2 separate regions of the Homo sapiens genome follow, and region 1 is linked to region 2. The links are chromatin contacts, found by Hi-C or POLR2A ChIA-PET in ENCODE. All regions are on one chromosome and are shown on one strand. The core of a region is the stretch at or near the end of the contact, and the rest is flanking DNA. Distances in the headings are between cores, read along the strand shown.

What was found. A loop is a pair of places that touch in the nucleus more often than their neighbours do. ChIA-PET counts read pairs that join two places held with the same protein, here RNA polymerase II (POLR2A). Pooled maps may share reads with other maps.
Region 1: a loop to region 2 is called in a map of endothelial cell of hepatic sinusoid, with 3 times the contacts of the local background. The contact joins two enhancer-like sites. A Hi-C loop is called at or near these places in 1 of 168 maps with a recorded cell type or tissue (endothelial cell of hepatic sinusoid) and 8 of 50 pooled maps. POLR2A ChIA-PET finds 5 or more read pairs at or near these places in 1 of 52 experiments (activated CD4-positive, alpha-beta T cell).

Annotation. Positions count from the first base shown.
Region 1 is chr13:40,147,944-40,151,357 of GRCh38, reverse strand. All of the region lies in intron 1 of LOC124903162, which reads left to right. Among named protein-coding and RNA genes, the nearest start is that of LINC00332, 32 kb to the left of the region's middle. Within about 2 kb of position 1,642, at least 8 of the 41 ENCODE cell types and tissues checked have a DNase peak (open chromatin) inside an H3K27ac peak, as active enhancers do.
Region 2 is chr13:40,024,686-40,028,149 of GRCh38, reverse strand. No RefSeq gene overlaps it. Among named protein-coding and RNA genes, the nearest start is that of LINC00332, 160 kb to the left of the region's middle. Within about 2 kb of position 1,754, at least 2 of the 41 ENCODE cell types and tissues checked have a DNase peak (open chromatin) inside an H3K27ac peak, as active enhancers do.

The sequences.
Region 1 (3,414 bases), core at 393-2,892, 120 kb before region 2:
TATGGTTTGACCTTCAGAATCATGAGGTAATACATGTGTTTTGTTGTAAGCTAATAAGCCTGTGATAATTTGTTACGGCAGCAATAGCAAATGAGGACACAGGCTAAATCTCCTGGCCACAGGAATTGGTCCAGGGATGAGCATGTGATTCAAGGCCGTACCAATGAAAGTCCTTCTTTCCAGACTCCAGGAAAGAGACATCTTTTCTCTTGATGGGAGCTATAAGGATGTGTGGTCCTGGAAGTATAGCTCTGGCCCCAGCGAAGTGGAAAAGCTCATAAGAACTGTGACAACACACCGGCAGAGCTGTGATGGGAGTCAGTGCAGGTCCCGACGGGGTTCCTCCAGCCACCCCACCCCCACCCTTCCCAGTCACATAAGCCAATTAACTCCTTCTTTCATTCAAATTCATTTCAGTTGGCTTACAGTTACTTGACTAATCTTGTCCAGCCCCTTTAGAATCCCAGTCCTTGGTCATCCATACTTAAAAATACCATCTTCTCCAGAAGGAACCCAACAGGCACATATATTCTCTTGGCACATTAGCAGAAATTATTCTCTCAGATAACCTGGTTGTCACGGAGTGATGACAGAGCCCAAAGGAAATGGTGCACACCATAGGAAGATCTGGTAGAAGACAGGTAAAGGAAAAGACCTGGGTCATGGGGGAAACAGAGGAGGGAGGGTGGAAGGAAGGTGTAATGTTGAGTGAATGAATGTTGCGGGTAGAAACAAACCATTACAGCCCTAGACATCGAGAGAAAAATGGAGGTTAAAAAAAGAGAGGGGAGGTCAGGTGCAGTGCCTCATGCCTGTAATCCCAGCACTTTGGGAGGCCAAGGTGGGTGGATTACCTGAGGTCAGGAGTTTGAGACCAGCCTGACCAAGATAGTGAAACTCTGTCTCTACTGAAAATACAAACAAATTAGCCAGGTGTGGTGGTAGGCACCTGTAATCCCAGCTACTTGGGAGGCTGAGGCAGGAGAATCGCTTGAACCCGGGAGGCAGAGGTTGTGGTGAGCTGAGATCACGCCACTGCACTCCAGCCTGGGTGACAGAGAGAGACTCTGTCTCAAAAAAAAAAAAAAAAAAAAAGGGGAGGTGGCAGCTTCTCAATTCTACCTCATGCCTCTCCACTCCTACTAGGGTTTTCAGTTATTCTTGACTCTCATAAATCTCGATAATGTATTCCAATCACAGTTCCTGGAGCAGGTGGGTCAGCAGTGGGCCCATCCTAGGGGAGGGAGTCCACCTATTCCTGGATGTGCTCCGTGAGCTGCTGGGAGTGGGCACGGACAGAGTGCCCACAGCTTTCTGGAACATCCCACGGTAGAAAAAGGAGAGCCACAGAAAAGCAACACAAAACAATCTCCTCGTGCAGTTTGCTTATTGTTGGAGTTTGAAATTCTGCCAAGTGCTCATACTTCTTTGTTGTCAGCAGTTTAGTTTGAGACAATAGAGAAAACAGCTCTTTTGGCTTCTACCTAAACTTTAGCAGAGAAAAGAACAGCTTCAGAAGTTGAACTCAAATGGTCTTCTTACCTTATTTGCCCTGACCCTGAGTTGCACTGTGCTAGCAAAGAATGGAGAACATGGGGCCTGGAAATGCTGTGTTTATGAGACGAGGCTTGGGCTCACACATTCTCTGAGTCACAGCCTCTGGAGTTGGTGGTGATTAAGTAGGGATGTGGGAGGGAAGCACTGTGCCAACTTGAGAACCCCCTTTTTGGACTCAGCATTTTAACCAAACTTGAAAACTCAAATCTTTCAGCTTTAGGAGTTTATTTTCTCTTGGAAAATATCTGGATCCTTTTTATTTTCTGTACGAGGGAAGGAAAAGGCCAAGAATAAAGATGACAGGTTTATTTGGACATAAAATCATTGTTGGACAACTGTTTTTTGCTGAGTTAAGTGTCAAAAATGTCTGTAATTTACAGAATAAATTTTCCTGAAATTACACAGGGGGTGGTTAATTGACAGCAAACTGCTTGAGCTGTTTGGCTGTGGCACTGTTGTCCTTTCAGAGAACTTGGGTCCCTCCCTTCCAGTCCAGAGCTTCTGGGGCAGAATATTTATTTTGAGCACCAGGGTCTGACCCACACCTGCTCAAATCTTCAGTTCCCAGCTTTGCCTAAATGCCCTCATTTCTGAGCAACCATGAGGCTAGCTTCTAGTTTGTTTGTAAGATCTGCAGGCATCCATTTTGATGGTGTCATTGATAATTTTGTATGTGAATCTCAAAAACACTTGTAAAGAATTTGAGTTTTCTATGGCCTGGAGGGGAGGGAAGTTGTATCCTCCCTATTTAGTAAAGATGACTGACAGCTTTCCTGTATATGGCAGGCTGTCTGTCGATTGGTGGCTTTACATCTTAGAGGAGGGCTCTCTGGAGTTTTCCATTCCTATATCTATGGGTTCTGACCCATGGCTGTCTCACTTCCCTGTTTTCTGGCTGGTTTGGCAGAGATGCCTTATTACATGGGTCCTATCTGGAGGCCCAGAACAGCCTATGAAATTTTATGTCACTGCAGAAAATGGCTTCTTTCAAAATAACATTTTACATAGCCTGGCTTTCTTAATTAATGTGCTGTGGGGAGTTTTCTTAACTCTTACTTGTTCATTGGCTTTCTTGTGCTGGTGTAAGGACTCTACATCATCATTAATTGACATTAATGACATTACTTGACATTTAGGTAGCACCAGATCCACCTTTAAAACCTGAGGATAAATTATAATTTGTTGTAATACATAAGGAAGGAAGAGAATCTGGAAGGAGTCATGAAGCACAGGGAGTGAGACCTCCCTAGAGAAGCTAGCGTAAGCTTTGATTCTGCCTTAACAGGATCCCATACATCTCAATGCAGAAAGAAAACAGTTTCCAGGATGTGGCACCAGGCTTCCCCACACAGGGTCCTGTGGCACAACACAGTTTACTGCTCCATGCCACAGGGTCCCTCGCTGTAAGAGCAAGAATTGGGTCCACTCAGGGCCCGTCAGGAGGGAGAGTTTTATGTTCATGGTATTCAAGTGTTCTGACGTGGGAACACTATGGGGAAGTTCCCTTCCTCTGATATCAGACAGTCTGTGAAGAGGTGAAAGCTCCCCAGTGAGCAACCTTTCCCCAGCCTCTCCTGACTGAAGTGGAAATGATGTCTGAGCAGAATAAGCCAGTCGATGAATTCATTCTTTGAACTTCTCTGACTGGGAAGTGGTTCTGAGACTTTGAAAATCTTCAAAGATCTCAGCTCATGAAATCAATAGTTCATTTTTTAAGTTGCCAGAGTTAAGGCAAGCATTCTACTCAGAAAAGAGTGGGAAGGTCCTCCTAGTTGAAGACCCAGACACTAAAAAGAATAAAAAGCTAGGAAGGCTATGGTCCCTGCCCTTAAGGTACTTTCTAGGGAAGAATGAAGG
Region 2 (3,464 bases), core at 505-3,004:
CTCCATGGGGAATAGACATATCAGGGGTTGCCACGAAAATGTTTTTTCTTTTCTTTTTTTTTTTTGAGATGGAGCCTCACTCTGTCACCCAGGTTGGAGTGCAGAGGTGCAATCTCGGCTCACTGCAACCTCTGCTTCTCGGGTTCAAGCGATTCTCCTGCCTCAGCCTCCTGAGTAGCTGGGATTATAGGTGCCTGCCACCACACTGGCTACTTTTTGTAACTTTAGTACAGGCAGGGTTTCACTATGTTGGCCAGGCTGGTCTTGGATTCCTGACCTCAGGTGATCTGCCTGCCTCAGCCTCCCAGAGTGCTGGGATTATAGGTGTGAGCCACCATGCCTGGCCAGAAAATGTTATTTTTCCATGAAAATCCCTGTGGTGATAATTGTAAGATAAATGATCCAAAGGCATATATTAAAATTCATTTTGAGAGCCCATCATATAATAAACTTTCTGTGGGTAAGGCTGTGGATATTAAAAAATATAACATATTCATTCATTTGTTGCCAGGAGGTTTAATTTATTTTCTTCCTTCTTAATAAAGTAGAAGGAAAAAACATCCATGTTTATACGATGTCACTGCAGTTCAAAATAAGACTCATTAATTATCAGAATGAGTGGCCACTGAGCAATCTGCTCCAGTGAGTGGCTTGCACAGCTCACTGGAGTTTATGTTACATTTGGCCATTTACGCACTCACTTTCCAGAAAGCCCACTTTACTTGTGAGCTAAGTCAGATCCCCAAAAATGGATCTTCTTATGTTGAAGTTGACTGATCTTCCAAGATGGATGAATTTTTAATAAACTGATGAGAAGTCCTGTTTGCGATACATTGTTGATCATCACTCAGCCCCAAATGACTGGAAAGGTTATTTAGGGACTCAGGAAGCCCCAGCATAAGCAAATACCATAGGTACAAGCCCTTAAAATCAAAATGCCTAGATGTTAAATCAATGTCCCTATTATTGTTTCACATGGGACTCTGGTGACATTTCTAGAGAAGGAATGATTCTTGGCACTTTTCTTAGAAGAATGCCCTCTGCTTGTCGCTGGCTAGATGAGGGAGCATCTGCTATCCAGCTAACAAGGCAGGGGTCAGCAGGAGAACAGACTGGGGAGGCCGGGGATATGGGAAGGGTCCTCTCTGCAGCTGCTCTGTGGGGCAGGCGTGTCCTGATGACAGGGTGTCCTCAGCTGGAGCCATGGGGGAAAGAAGCAAGGCACGTCTCCTGGGTTTCCCCTTAAGTTCCAGTGAAGAGAAATTCAAAATACTTTCATTTTCCTACTAACCACACTTCTTCTGTGGGGAAATATGAGTGCTTCATAGCACCTACAGGACAACACCTCTTGTAGATATCAATTTGGAAGCTTCATCTCTTTGAGAAGTTGCAGGATAAAACAGCATTTTTAATAATCTCTTTGATAATAATCATTTGGCCCTGCATAATATATACATATATACTGTACATATGTATTATATATACACAATTTATGTATATGTTTTTATATGTGTGTGTGTTTACACATACACACAGAGATAAAATGAGAAAGACCAGAGGCAGAGAGAGAGACACACACACACACACACACACAGAGAAACACACTCTTTGATGATGATGAGCCAGATACCACAAAGGAAAAGGTTTCTGCCTACAGGTCTAGGACTATTGATGAGTAAATTCTGTTCTTTCCTTCCCACCGTAATCAGCCCTTGGTTGAGCAAATCTTGAGGGTTGAATAGGGTTTCACTTTCAACCTCACGCGGACAGAAATGGTCATGATTCACCTAAATTCCCTGTGAACAGAAACAGGCTGGCTTCTCACACCTCCAGTGAAGGCTGGACGGTGGTGGTAGGCTGCTCTTATCTCAATTTCAAGTTCTTTTGCCTCATTTCATGCCATTGAAAACATCATTTGGATTGGCCATCTGCACCCTGAATGACATCCGCATTTTACCCACTGACATGGAGCAGCCACAGCTGATTAATAGAGCCAGAATTCCTCATGTGGACCAATTTGCTATGCAGTTGTCAAGGAGTCAAAACCCAGCTTAGCTGTGTAGTGGTTTGAGAATGGTCATCTTTCAATGCTATAACAAAAATTAAAACTCTACTAATAGCTGAGCCCTGGATTTCTGTTGAGAATTCTGCTCAGTTTCATGTTAGGGTAATTTGCCTAAATGGGCTCAACCTTAACAGACAAGAATGTCCAAGAACAAGCTGGATGCTAATGTTTTGTTCTGAAAGAATGTTAAAGAATTTTTTTTAAATAAAAAGGTCTTGTTAATAATCCTTTTTTAAAAATAATTTCAACTTGTATTTTAGATTCAGAGGGTACATGTGCAGGCTTGTTACATGGGTATATTACGTGATGCTGAGGTTTGGGGTATGAATGATCCCATCACCCAGGTACTAAGCATAGTACCCAACAGTTAGTTCCTCAGCCCTTGGTGACCTCCCTCCCCCATCTAGTAGTCACCAGCATCTATTATTCCTATCTTTATGTCCATGAGTATGCGATGTTTAGCTCCCACTTATGAGTGAGAACATATGATATTTAGTTTTCTGTTCCTGCACTAACTCAGTTAGGATAATGACCTCCAGCTGCAACAGTGTTCCTGCAAAGGACCTTATCTGTCAATGACATTGCTAGCTTTTCTGAGATAGGCAACTCAGAGGAGTATGTGATTTCAGGCTTGGGATCGTTTGGTTCCAAGTAGCAGAAACTCACCAAGGAGTGTTTGCTAAAAAGTGGGATTTGTTGAAAGGATATGAGGTTAGAGGAGCAGAAGGTCTGGATGAAGACCTGGAGTAGAGTCAGGAACCAAGGCAATGCCTCCCAGCATCACTCCCTGGGGGTCAAGCAGCTGCTCATCCCCACTTCTCTCTGGATATCAGCATTATTTTTCTCTCTTCGCAGACTGTTTTTTCCTGATTTTCTGGAAGAGTGTCAGAAATGTGTTGCCTAACCCTTGTCTCTGCATCGTTCCCCAGTCTCAGGCTCCCAACCAACTGACCTGTCCCAAGAGAGACAGACACTAGTAGGTCCAGCTTAATTAGAGATTGGCTTCCTTGATCCACCTTTGACTCAGCTAACTATGGCCAGGGGCTAGCATCATTTGAGTGATCTGGCTCCTGGTGTCCAGTCCTGTGCAGGGGGAGGCATTTCTTTCAGAAAAGGGAGGTTTGGGCTACACGAACACCCTTGAAGCAGCCTCCTGTAGTTGTCATTCTAGGAAGGGGCTTAAATCGATTCATAGACATTGTAGAATTTATTCTAAGGGTAGCAAAATGAGCAAAACTGTTTCACAGATAGGAAAATGAAGGCAAAGAGTTGTCAGGAAATTGCCAAAGTCAGTTTGAAACCTGAGTTGCTGACTCCTGATTCAGGCTTGACTATGTCAAGTATTTCTTTCTTGCACTGTGAAGGCTGGCTGGCTGTGGATGCTTCATGGCTTTCAGAA